Linked DNA regions of Homo sapiens: region 1 is linked to region 2. Evidence: read pairs that join two places in POLR2A ChIA-PET (ENCODE). Cell type or tissue: PC-9. All regions are shown on one strand. Each heading gives the region's core, and the rest is flanking DNA. Links, peaks and the distances in the headings are about the cores only.

Region 1 (7,780 bases), core at 2,151-6,150, 360 kb before region 2:
GGTAGCTGAGTACAGGGGAGCTGATGGCCAGCCTGGAGCTGTGGGGCAGCTGAGGAGCTGGCCAGCCTCCTGGGATACAGGGCCAGTGGCTGTACACTCAGAATCCTCAGGCCCTGGGGGCCACCCTTTCCCCAGCCAGGAGGGCTGTGTGGCCCAGAACTCTGCTGGTCTGTCTGTGGGCTGCCAGGGGAAGGGGTCTGGGAGAGAGAGGCAGGTCTGTGAGTGGCACAAGGGCTGGAGGGAGGCGAGGAGCCTGGACTCATGGCCTGTAAGGGGAAGAGAGGGAAGACGCTTGCCACTAGTTGTCCTGGTGCCGCAGGGGTTGGGGGCTATTGGGACAAAAAATGAAGCCTGTGGCCAGGAGGCCCCCACTCTCTTCTTAGCACTGCCACTGGGGAACTGAACCTTCCGCTTGTGGCCAAAAAGTGCCAGGTCTGGGCCAGAGGAGAGTTCCATAAAACCAGAGCTAGGCAGGAGGCATTGGCAAGCAGGGCTCCTGGACACTGGTATCCCTGGGGGGTCCACAAACACATCAACTGACACCCCCAGGTCCTGGCAGCTTGCTATAGGTCCAGGTACCTCACCAGTCCCTGCACGTTCAGCTGGTGCCTGCGTGCTGTCCACTGTCCCATCCTGCTCTGGGATACCTGATGCCTGGCAGCTGTCTTCTTTCCTTATCCTGGGAGATGCTGCCCTGGGATGGGAGGGCTGATGGGGGTGCAGAGTCTCAGGACAGAGAGGGTCACAATCAGAAGCTGGGGAACCTGACCACCTGTTGGGACAGAAACACTGTGAGCTGCAGGTTTCAACTTCACAGCAGGCCTGGGCCAGGGCTGAGGGCACAGGGAGAGCTGCCACAGCTGGCGGTTCATGTGCCGAGAGAGCTGCCTTCTCTGAGGCCCTGTGTGAAAGTCCTCCTGTTTGGGTCTAACCTGCCGCAGCAACCAGCACTGTGTGCACTTCTCTTGGCTCTGCAGCCTGTGGTTGGGGCCGGCCAGAGGAATAGGTTAGAGGCTATTCCATTTCATGACTTCACAGAGGAGGCTGTGCCCTTTGGCAGCTGAAGAAAGCAGCGCAGTGCCTGGCTGTGCAAGTTGAGCTTGAGGTGGAGATTTGGGGTGAGAGGTGAAGCCACAGCCCCAGGTGGGAGAGGGTCTGCCTTGCTGGCAGCAAGGGGAAGCAGGGCTCAGAGGGCCCTGGAATTCCCACCAAACCCCATGCAGTCCTTCTTTCTGGGGGTGACTTCTACAGAGGGGAAAGACTTTGCTTTTCACCTATCTAGGAGAGGCCCAAGCACTAACCCCCTGCTCCCTGGCCAGAACTGCTTATCAACCACATCAAAGCCTGTGGAGTTGGAAGGGAGCCACAGTGTAGTCTGGGTCTAGTCTTCATCAAGTGAAGCCACAAATGGAGGTCTTTTTATTTTTTTTGGCCAGCCCCAAAACAAACAGGACTGAGGATAAGGGGAAAGGAAGGTGAGAAAAGAGGAAAACATCACAGTCTGGTCCCAGCAGCCACCAACCTGAGGGTCTCTTCCCACCCAGAGGGCAACAGAGGAGAGAGCAGACACAGTTGTGCCTGCCAGCGTGGCACTCACCTGGGGAGGCCAGCCTGGAAAGGGATGTCTGCAAAGCTGTGGCTGAGCTGAGCAATGATCCTGTCCACTTCTGCATATAGATGGGCTTCCAGGGCAAAGCTCCGGTGCTGGGCACTCTGAAGATGCTGCCGGCGGGGGAGAGGAGCACAGGGCATTAGATGAGGCCTGGGGGGAGGGGGACACGGAAGCTGACCTCCCAGCCCATGCTCTGGCCCTGGAGGACAGCCATAGCAGCATAGAGATCGCATAGGAAGGACTCATCCCCAGTGAGCAGGCTCCCTCAGGGCACTCTGGGAGCAGCTGCTTAATGGGGAAGGGGCTCACCACATGGAGCTCCTCGAAGGCCTCCTGACAGCACTCGCAGTAGCCTTTCTTCCTCCTGGGCATGGTGTGGGCAGCTGATCGTGGGCTTGGCTCTCCATCCTTGGATTCTCTGGGGAGGGTACATAGTGCGGCAAAGTGGTTACTGCTGGGGCCCTTGGGGGGAGGAGCCACTACTTAGAGCCTGGAGCCTAGGTCAGGGAGGGGAAGGACCAAGATGGCCAAGGGGCTGTGCAGGCACCGGCAGGCAGGCCTTCCCTGAGCTTGGTACCAATCATCTAAGAATGGCAAGAGGGGAACAAGGAAGAAGACGTCTGGAGACCTCCCTGTGGGCAGCCTGTCTTATCTCTGTCCTCTCTCTCTTTTTTTTTTTTTTTTGAGAGAGTCTAGCTTAGTCACCCAGGCTGGAGTGCAGTGGTGCGATCTTGGCTCACTGCAATCTTCACCTCCTGGGCTCAAGCCATTCTCCTGCCTTAGCCTCCAGAGTAGCTGGGATTACAGGCGCCCGCCACAATGCTCAACTCATTTTTGTATTTTCAGTAGAGACGGGGTTTCACCATGTTGGCCAGGTTGGTCTCAAACTCCTGACCTCAGGTGATCCACCTGCCTTGGCCTCCCAAAGTGCTGGGATTACAGGTGTGAGCCACCGCGCCAGCCATCTCCGTCCTTCTCTTAAACGACAGGTGAAGATGGGATGGTGACGGCAGCAGCAAGAATCCCTTGTAGGAATTCCAACTCTGTGCTCAAACCTACACCCACATTCATGAGACCTGAAAGATGAAAGGGAAAAGGTCTCAACCACAGTGAAGGGACTGCTCTTCTTTTCCACCCTGAATGTCTCCCCAGCTTGGTTCAGTCTGTCCCTTCTCTCATGCTGCCTTGGATCTCTCACAGCTGTCCTCACTGTCCGCTAGGATTTTCAAACCTTCCTCAAACCTGACTTCTTTTTTTTTTTTTTTTTTTGAGATGGAGTATCGCTCTGTCACCCAGGCTGGAGTGCAGCAGCATGATTTCGGCTCACTGCAACCTCCACCTCCTGGGTTCAAGTGATTCTCTTGTCTCAGCCTCCCGAATAGCTGGGATTACAGGAACACACCACCACGCCTGGCTAATTTTCTTTCTTTTTTTTTTTTTTTTTTTTGTATTTTTAGTAGAGACAGGGTTTCACCATGTTGCCCAGGCTGGTCTCAAACTCCCGACCTCAGGTGATCTGCCCACCTCAGCCTCCCAAAATGCTGGGATTACAGGACTGAGTCACCACATCCGGCCAAGCCTGAATTCTTATCTGAATATCAGCCCCATATTTCTAACAACCAAAGGGCATTTCTATCTGGCTGTCCAGCAAACTCGACAAGTCCAAAACACTCCTTTTAAAGACTTCCTAAGTATGACACAAACCCCAGAAGATATACAGAAAAACTCATAAATTCAGCTATATACAACTTTAAAATATGTATGCATGGCAAAGAATCATTAGCAAATGATATGGTTAGGCTTTGTGTCCCCACCCAAATCTCATATTGAATTGTAATCCCTATAATCCCCAAGTGTCAATGGAGAGACCAGGTGGAGATAACTGAATCAGGTGGTTTCCCCCATGCTATTCTCGTGACAGTTCTCATGAGATGTGATGCTTTTGTAAGGGGCTCTTCCCCCTTCACTCAGCACTTATCCCTCCTGCCACCTTGTGGAGAAGGTGCCTTGCTTCCCCTTTGCCTTCCATCATGATTGTAAGTTTCCTGAGGCCTCCCCAGCCATGCTGAACTGTGAGTCTATTAAACCTCTTTCCTTTACAAATTACCCAGTCTCAGACAGGTCTGTATAGCAGTATGAAAATGGACTAATATAGCAGAGTTAAAAGACAAACCACAAACTTGGGGTTTTCTTGTCTTTTAAAAGTATTTACAACTTCTCTGCTCAGGGAGGCTTAGGAAAAAAATATATATATTGATTTATTTACAACTGCCAGGTACAGTGGCTCACACTTATAATCCCTGCACTTTGGGAGGTCAAGGTGGGAGGATCACTTGGGCGCAGGAGTTCGAGACCAGCCTGGGCAACATGGTGAAACCCCACCTCTACAAAAAATATAAAAATTAGCCAGGTGTGGTGGTGCACACCTGTACTCCCAGTTACTTGGGAGGCTGAGATGGGAGGATTGCCTGAGCCTGGGAGGTGGAGGTTGCAGTGACCAGAGAAAAGAAAATATTTACAACTAATAACAAAGAGCTCATTTTTCTAATATGAGAAGGGCTCCTTACAAATCATTAAAGTGATCAATAACCAAATAAAAAATGGGCAAAGTATAAAAAGAAGGTTCACATAAAAAGAGATTCAAACAACCAAACATATGCAAACTTACTTAGCCTCATTCATAGTAAGAAAAAACAAAAATTATAATTATACTGAGATACAGTTTTTAATCTGTTATACTGGAGGTCAGCATATCTGCCAGTCACAGCATGAGGCAAGGGGATGGGAAACAGCCTCTCTCATGCAGTGTAGGTAAACATATAAGTTGGTATCCGCTCCATGAAAAGCCATTTGGCTGAATTTATCAAAATTATAAATGCATATATCTTTTAACCCAATATTTCTACCTTTAGGAATTTATTCCACAAATGAGCAATTGCAAATTTACTCTGAACATGATTTTCATTGGAGCTAATCTAAGCATCCATGAATAACAGACTGGTTAAATAAAATACAGTAAATACATTCCATACAATGGAATAATGGATACCCTGCAGCCATAAAAGGGAATGCAATTTTTTTTTTTTTTTTGAGACAGGGTCTACTCTGTCACCCAGGCTGTTGTGCAGATTCACCACCTTGGCTCACTGCAACCTCTGCTTCCCATGCTTAAGCAATTCCCCAGCCTCAGCCTCCTGAGTAGCTTAGACTACAGGCTTGCACCACCATGCCTGGCTAATTTTTGTATTTTTAATAGAGGTGGGGTTTCACCATGTTGCTCAGGCTGGTCTCAAACTCGTGAGCTCAAGTGATCCACCTGCCTCAGTCTTCCAAAGTGCTAGGATTACAAGTATAAGCCACTGTGTCTGGCCAGATTTTTTAAAAATATAAAAATAGAGATGGGCGGGGGGGGGGGGGGGTGGTCTCATTATGTTGCCCAGGCTGGTCTCGAACTCCTGGCCTCAAAGTGATCCTTCCCCCTTGGCCTCCCAAAGTGCTGGGATTACAGGTGTGGTCTATCTCCAGAGATAGTTCATGGATATATAGGTACATGTGTATCCTTCGTTCCCTCTTCTTACATAAAGAATCATATAGGCTGGGTGTGGTGGCCCACACCTGTAATCCCAGCATTTTGGGAGGCTGAGGTGGGTGGATCACGAGGTCAGGAGTTCAAGACCAGTTGGCCAACATAGTGAAACCCCATCTGTACTAAAAACACAAACAATTAGCCGGGCGAGGTGGTGTGCACTGTAATCCCAACCACTCAGGAGGCTGAGGGAGGAGAATCGCGTGAACCTGGGAGGCGGAGGTTGCAGTGAGCAGAGATCACGCCACTGCACTCCTGCCTAGGCAACAGTGTGGGACTCATTCTCAAAAAAAAAAAAAAAAAAAAAGAATCATACAGTATTGACTATGCTGGATGTTACTTGCTTTTTCTTTTCATGCTGCCCCAGGCTGCACTCTCCATTTGGCAGGGGTGAGGCACCACTCGGATCTCCTCCAGCCTCTACCCCTGGGAGGAAGGTTGCACCAGTGAGGGGATAGAACTGGAGGCTGGGTGTGGAATATAGACTTTTCACATTAAACCATTTGTAACACAAATTTTAAACTTTTTAAATTTAAAAATTTTTAAACTTTAAAATATAATAATGATTTCAAAAATGTAAAAATTTAAACACTTCTTCCTACACATATTTTCCACATACACACGTGCCTGGAACTTTGATGTCCCACCAGGGCCAACTCCCTGCCTAGGCGCCTCACATGCAGATACCAAAGCTTCATTGCTTCATCTTCCCTTTACAGCCTCTTAGCTCCTCTGTGATCCCAAGGCCATCCCAGGCCTAGCATCACTGCCAGCGCCAAGCCTGGGCCACCTTCTGACTGGCTCTCCCTGGTATCCCTTGTATTGGGACTTAACCTCACCTCTTTCTCTCTTTGCTCCCATTTCATCTACTGCCACATTCCCTTAATTTTTTCCCTCCTATTTGTACTATTTTCTTACCCACAGCCTTTGTCAGCTGATGGAAACCACAGAGCCTCCTTGGCCCCAGGAACTCCAGGGCTGAGAGTCTGCTCTGTTCTCTCCTGGTCTATAACCCCACAGCCCAGAGGTTAGAAAGGGTCTGAGAAGGCATCTCACCCATCACCTGAGCTGAATTCCTTCTCTACTTTGGTTAATGAGGGTTCAAATTCTCAAACATCTGCAGAGTAGAAACATTAACAAGCCCACAAGCCATGAGCCACGTAATGCAGCGATCTTCTCCCCCGCCCCGCCCCTTAGTTATTCCTGATGTTTGGCCCAACCAGTTTAAACTTTGATATTCACTGAAATCACATGAGAGCTTGTAAAATGCAGCTTTTGGGGCTCCATCATCAGATATTTTGATTCTATAGATATGGGGTGGAGTTTAGGAACCTGCATCAGGGTTTCACTCTGTCACCCAGGCTGGAGTGCAGTGGCACAATCATAGCTTACTGCAACCTTGAACTCCTGGGCTCAAATGATTGTCCTGCCTTAGCCATCTGAGTAAGTGGGACTACAGGCACTTGTCATCACGCTTGACTAATTTTTTTTTTTTTTTTTTTTTTGAGAAGGAGTCTCGCTCTATCACCCAGGCTGAAGTACAGTGGCGCAATCTCAGCTCACTACAACCTCCGCCTGCCGGGTTCAAGCCATTCTCCTGCCTCAGCCTCCCAAGTAGCTGGGATTACAGGTGTGCACCACAATGCCTGGCTAATTTTTTTTTTGTTGCATTTTTAGTAGAGAAGGGGTTTCACCATATTGGCCAGGCTTGTCTCAAACTCCTGACCTGAAGTGATCCGCCCCCTTAGCCTCCCAAAGTGCTGGAATTACGGGCATGAGCCACTCTGCCTGACTCATAATTTTTTACATTTTTATTTTTATTTTTTGTAGAGGCAGAGTCTTGCTATGTTTGTGTGCCCAAGTTGGTCTCAAACTCCTGGCCTCATGTGATCCTCCCACTTTGGCATCTCAAAGTGCTGAGATTACAGGCATCAGCCACTGTGCCCAGCTAGAACTTGTATTTTTAATTAAAGAGACCCCAGGGGACTCTGATAATGGTGGTCTATAGATATGAGTTTGAGAAAGCGGTCTATTGTCTTCTGTGTATACTCGGTAAACCCTGCCGAGTGAGGTAACTGCTGGGTGCACCATGTCTGGTTGCAATGGTCCATGCTCTGGGGGAAACAGTGCAGGCCAGGGGTTCTGGGCGGACAGGGTAAGAGTGCTGTATCTCAGCAGTGAATTAACAAATAGGTCTTCTTCGACCCTTAAGGAGAAGGGGGTGCCCTTCACAACCCTGGCACCTCCCTTTCTTCTTCAAGTTAAATTCTTCAGTACGGATGAAGAACACAAAATAAAATGGATGAACGCTCCTAGTCTCTCTTCTCTGGGCTACGTTCCCAGAATAGACTTTGCCTAAGGAGCAAACACATGGCCATTCCCAAATCTGACCAGCAGGCCCCCGATGGGGAGGACTTTGGCCTGTAACCAGCCCTTGGTACTCAGGAACCAGAAAGACCCACCTGGTATGGTGCATGCTGCCCAGGGTCGTCGGGGCCTCAAAGGGACTTGCATCTTTGGGTCCAAGAAAAGAAATTTCAGGAAAGGATTTAAACTGATGATGGAAAGGACGAAACTTCCTG
Region 2 (4,884 bases), core at 885-4,884:
TTGGGAGGCAGAGGTGGGCAGATCATGAGGTCAGGAGTTCAAGACCAGCCTGGCCAATATGGTGAAACCCTGTCTCTATTAAAAATACAAAAATTAGCTGAGCGTGGTGGCACACTCCTGTAGTCCCAGCTACTCGGGAGGCTGAGGTAGGAGAATCACTTGAACCCGGGAGGTGGAGGTTGCAGTGAGCTGAGATCATGCCACTGCACTCCAGCCTGGGTGACAGAGTGACACTCCGTCTCAAAAAAAAAAAAATTAGCCGGGCGTGGTGCCGCATGCTTGTAATCCCAGCTACTCGGGAGGCTGAGGCAGGAGAATCGTTTGAACCTGAGAGGCAGAGGTTGTGGTGAGCCGAGATCATGCCATTGCACTCCAGCCTGGGCAACGAGAGCGAAACTCTGTCTCAAAAAAAAAAAAAAAAAAAAAAGAAAGGAAATGTGGAGAGGAGCACATGTCCTAAATTGATTTGCAGAACTAAAGTTGTCTACCCTCCCGCACCTTGCATTTCTGTTCCATTTCCCTCATCTCCATCAACATTATAAATATTTGAAAAGAAGCAATAGGTCATTAATGATTAGTATTGATCAGGCTTCAGAATCAAGAGTGCCAAGATTAGAGTCTTGGCTCCTCCTCTTCATAGCGTGTACCCTGAGCTACTATTGTGAGAGACACTGTGCCCACCAGCTTCAGGGAGTGGCAATGGGTGGCAATGGCAGATAGCCTTCAAGTGTCAGCCACTTAGGGGATTTCCTCTGCTGAAGAGAGCCAGTTCACTCCAAGTCCCCTCCCAAGATGGCCCACATCCAGTGTCTGATCAATGAGAAGTGGGTGAGTGGGGAGAGTGGAGGCAGGTGTGGGGGAGGCATTTGATAAGGGTCCAGCCCTCTTTCATCAACTCTGACAATTCTTTTTTTCTTCTTCTTCTTTTTTTTTTTTTTTTTTTTTTTTTTTTGAGATGGGGTTTCGCTCTTGTTGCCCAGGCTGGAGTGCAATGGCACAATCACTGGCTCACCGCAACTTCTGCCTCCCGGGTTCAAGCGATTCTCCTGCCACAGCCTCCCGCGTAGCTGGGATTACAGGCATGTGCCACCACACCCGGCTAATTTTGTATTTTTAGTAGAGACGAGGTTTCTCCATGTTGGTCAGGGTGGTCTCGAACTCCCAACTTCAGGTGATCCACCCGCCTTGGCCTCCCAAAGTGCTGGGATTACAGGCTTCAGCCACCATGCCCAGACTTTTTTTCTTCTTTTTTTTTGAGATGGAGTTTCGCTCTCGTTGCCCAGGCTGGAGTGCAATGGGGTGATCTCGGCTCACTGCAACCTCTGCCTCCTGGGTTCAAACGATTCTCCTGTCTCAGCCTCCCGAGTAGCTGGGATTACAGGTGCATGCCACCATGCCCGGCTAATTTTTGTATTTTTAGTAGAGACAGGGTTTCACTATGTTGGCCAGGCTGGTCTCAAACTCCTGACCTCAGGTGATCAGCCTGCCTCGGCCTCCCAAAGTACTGGGATTACAGGCGTGAGCCACCACACCCGGCCAACTCTGACAATTTTGAAGGGTCATTCTAGTTCCAAAGCTCGTGGGGTGTTGGCGAATGCTGTCATTGGGCCTGAATCAGCTCAACTCCTTCCTGTGCCCACTCCTGCTGATTTCCCCTCCTATAAGTAGTGATCCCATTGGCACTACTTAAACATCCTGCAGGCTAAAAAAATATTATGGGCCAGACACAGAGGCTCACGCCTGTAATCCCTTGGCCTCCCAAAGTGCTGGGATTACAGGTGTGAGCCACCATGCCCAGCCTATAAAAAAATTTTTTTTAATTAGCCAGGCATGGTGTTGCACACCCGCAGTCCCAGCTACTAGGGTGGCTGAGGGGAGAGGATTGCTTGAGCCCTGGAGATCAAGGCTACAGTGAGCTGTGATCATGCTGCTGCACTCCAGCTGGGCAACAGAATGAGACCCTGTCTCAAAACAACAAAATTATTTTTTAAAATTATAGCATTGTTTCAAGAGCGTTTGTTATGTATTTGGCTGGGACCATGCTAACCGTTACTCGTATTTATTACATTTACTCCTGACAGCATTGACTGGTTGTGAAAACCAGTCATTGGTTATGAAATTGGTATTCCTATTTCACATATGGCAGAATTGTGATTTAAACCTAGATCTGCTAGGGTCCTCCTATCAGCACACACACTCCAGCCCCACTTTAGAGGTACCCGCTACCTTCCCTCATTAAAACCAGCTCTCAAGAGGGGATCTGGTAACAGTCTAGGCAGGCATTCCAGGGAGCATGTGAACCGCTGGTTCTTGTTGCGGGTGGAAGGATGGAGGTGTTGTACAGAGTTTAGGTCTTTTTCAGCAAAGATCTCAAACCCCTGGTGTTCAAATCAAACCAAATGGTTATAGTCCCAGCTCTACTCTCAACTCACTGGGTTACTTTAGCCACGTGATTGCCCTCGCTGAGAGTCGGTTTCACTGTCCATAAGATGAAGAAGTACATCACGGTGGTCTGTGAGGTGTCATTGAGGAAAGATGGTCCAGTGCCCCCATGCCACATGGCCTTCCGGGCAGTGCTCCCAGCGCCGGCGCCAGGGCCTGGGATACGCTGGAATCTGCGCGGCGCTCACCCAGCTTTCCTATGCAGAGTGGCCATCGTGGTGGGCGCCCCGCGGACCCTGGGCCCCAGCCAGGAGGAGACGGGCGGCGTGTTCCTGTGCCCCTGGAGGGCCGAGGGCGGCCAGTGCCCCTCGCTGCTCTTTGACCTCCGTGAGTCCCAGGCAAGGAGAGCAAGGTTGGGGTCAGAGGGACGTGGACTGCCGGGCTTCAGCGCCCCACCCCTTCTTGTGCCTTCCAGGTGATGAGACCCGAAATGTAGGCTCCCAAACTTTACAAACCTTCAAGGCCCGCCAAGGACTGGGGGCGTCGGTCGTCAGCTGGAGCGACGTCATTGTGGTGGGCCCCGCGGTACAGGGCACAGGGAACAATCGGGGGCAGGGACACCTGGGGCCAGGAGGAGCCCAAGTCTCGCGCCCGTCCCCACTCCTGTGGCCTTTCTCCAGGCCTGCGCCCCCTGGCAGCACTGGAACGTCCTAGAAAAGACTGAGGAGGCTGAGAAGACGCCCGTAGGTAGCTGCTTTTTGGCTCAGCCAGAGAGCGGCCGCCGCGCCGAGTACTCCCCCTGTCGCGGGAACACCCTGAGCCGCATTTACGTGGAAAATGATTTTAGTAAGCGCCAGCTACGACCTGGCCCCGCCCACTCGCGACGGCTTGGCCCCGCCCCCATCGGATCCCGCCCCCAGCGCCGCAGCCCTTGCTTTGGATCTGGCCTCGCCCCAGGGCCCCGCCGACTCAAGGCCCCGCCCCTGTCCCCCAGCCCTCCTCCGGGCTCGCGCGCGCCTCCCTTCACCCCTGCGCTGACCCCTCCTCCTTGTCTCCTGCAGGCTGGGACAAGCGTTACTGTGAAGCGGGCTTCAGCTCCGTGGTCACTCAGGCGAGTAGGGAGCAAAAGCGCAGTGGGGGCGGCTCCCAAACAGGGCCCCCTCTCACCCTCAGGACTTCCCTTCCAGGCCGGAGAGCTGGTGCTTGGGGCTCCTGGCGGCTATTATTTCTTAGGTACGTGCCCATCCGTACACCTCCCTCCCTTCTCGCGGCCCAAGGAGACCGCTTTGGGCTTCACACCCGCTGTCCCTCCCGCCCTAGGTCTCCTGGCCCAGGCTCCAGTTGCGGATATTTTCTCGAGTTACCGCCCAGGCATCCTTTTGTGGCACGTGTCCTCCCAGAGCCTCTCCTTTGACTCCAGCAACCCAGAGTACTTCGACGGCTACTGGGGTAACACCGCCATTCCAGACTTCCAGCACCCCGAGGGTCACCGCCCACCGCAGACGGTCAGGTCCTGCCCCTGTGGGAGCCTCCATGGCCACCCCTGCCGGCCAACCCACCGCCTAAGCCGCTCCCGCCCTCCGCTCCTGCGGCTTCCCCGCAGACCGCCCACCTCCCATGCGCCCACCGCTCCCTTCCACTGCGGACTCGTAGCGCAGCCTGGGGCAGGGCTTGGCCCCTCGAAGGCCTCCGTTTTTCCATCTGCACAATGCAGGGCTGGGGCTGAGTGGCCTTAATCTCCTCCTTCTTTGCCCTCCGTCCCCTCTGTGCTTCCTCCCCTGGAAAAGACTAATTTGCGCCCTTGTCCTCAGGGTACTCGGTGGCCGTGGGCGAGTTCGACGGGGATCTCAACACTACAGGCAAGAAATCCACTTAGGGCGGGAGTTGGGTAGCCCAGCCCGGGGAGGAGCGCCTTCCTGAAATCTCCCCTATGTAGGGAAATCTTCCTGCACACACATTTTTCCCTGGGTGCAGAACGGGGAGCGGGAAGTGGGTAGGTTCTAAGGCTCTCATTCCCTGAGCCTGGCTCTCCCTATCGCCAGAATATGTCGTCGGTGCCCCCACTTGGAGCTGGACCCTGGGAGCGGTAAGTGCCCCCACCACTGGGCCTCCCGAAGCCCCTTATCCCAGTTCTCAGGCTGACAACTCCTGAGCGCCCCCCACCCCCGCCCCGCCTCCACCAAACCACCCTTTCTCACCTGGAGTGGGAGGTTGCTTTGGGTACAAGAATGATGCTCTCGCCTGCGCTGTCCGTGCAGGTGGAAATTTTGGATTCCTACTACCAGAGGCTGCATCGGCTGCGCGGAGAGCAGGTGGGGGCCAGGTCCCAGTGGGCGTGGCTGGGTGGAGGGGGAACTGAGACTTCAGAATATTTCATGGGAGGTGAGGGCCCATTTCTTAAAGAGGATGCTTGTCCAGCGGCGTGAATGATGGTGCTCCTCATCTTGCAGATGGCGTCGTATTTTGGGCATTCAGTGGCTGTCACTGACGTCAACGGGGATG

What was found. ChIA-PET counts read pairs that join two places held together with the same protein. Peaks named below come from ENCODE experiments on the same cell type or tissue, not always from the same donor. Only the 100,000 strongest peaks of a DNase experiment are listed, where the experiment ranks them.
Region 1: POLR2A ChIA-PET joins it to region 2 with 9 read pairs; 3 of 35 experiments call an interaction of 5 or more read pairs at or near these places.

What each region holds. Positions count from the first base shown.
Region 1 is chr17:44,741,333-44,749,112 of GRCh38, reverse strand. It overlaps DBF4B (DBF4B-CDC7 kinase regulatory subunit), which reads right to left. Exons shown (of 14, transcript NM_145663.3): 10 at 7,661-7,777; 11 at 1,922-2,030; 12 at 1,598-1,722; 13 at 648-772. Among named protein-coding and RNA genes, the nearest start is that of ADAM11, 14 kb to the left of the region's middle. In PC-9, for the core only: no CTCF peak of the experiment used is centred there; no DNase peak of the experiment used is centred there.
Region 2 is chr17:44,383,895-44,388,778 of GRCh38, reverse strand. ITGA2B (integrin subunit alpha 2b) reads left to right here. Exons shown (of 30, transcript NM_000419.5): 2 at 2,648-2,769; 3 at 2,858-2,955; 4 at 3,063-3,228; 5 at 3,444-3,493; 6 at 3,570-3,615; 7 at 3,703-3,831; 8 at 4,194-4,241; 9 at 4,425-4,468; 10 at 4,641-4,694; 11 at 4,833-4,884. Among named protein-coding and RNA genes, the nearest start is that of ITGA2B, 3.3 kb to the left of the region's middle. RefSeq lists an enhancer at 2,930-3,069. In PC-9, for the core only: no CTCF peak of the experiment used is centred there; a DNase peak (open chromatin) is centred at 3,278; H3K4me3 peaks cover 1,211 bases.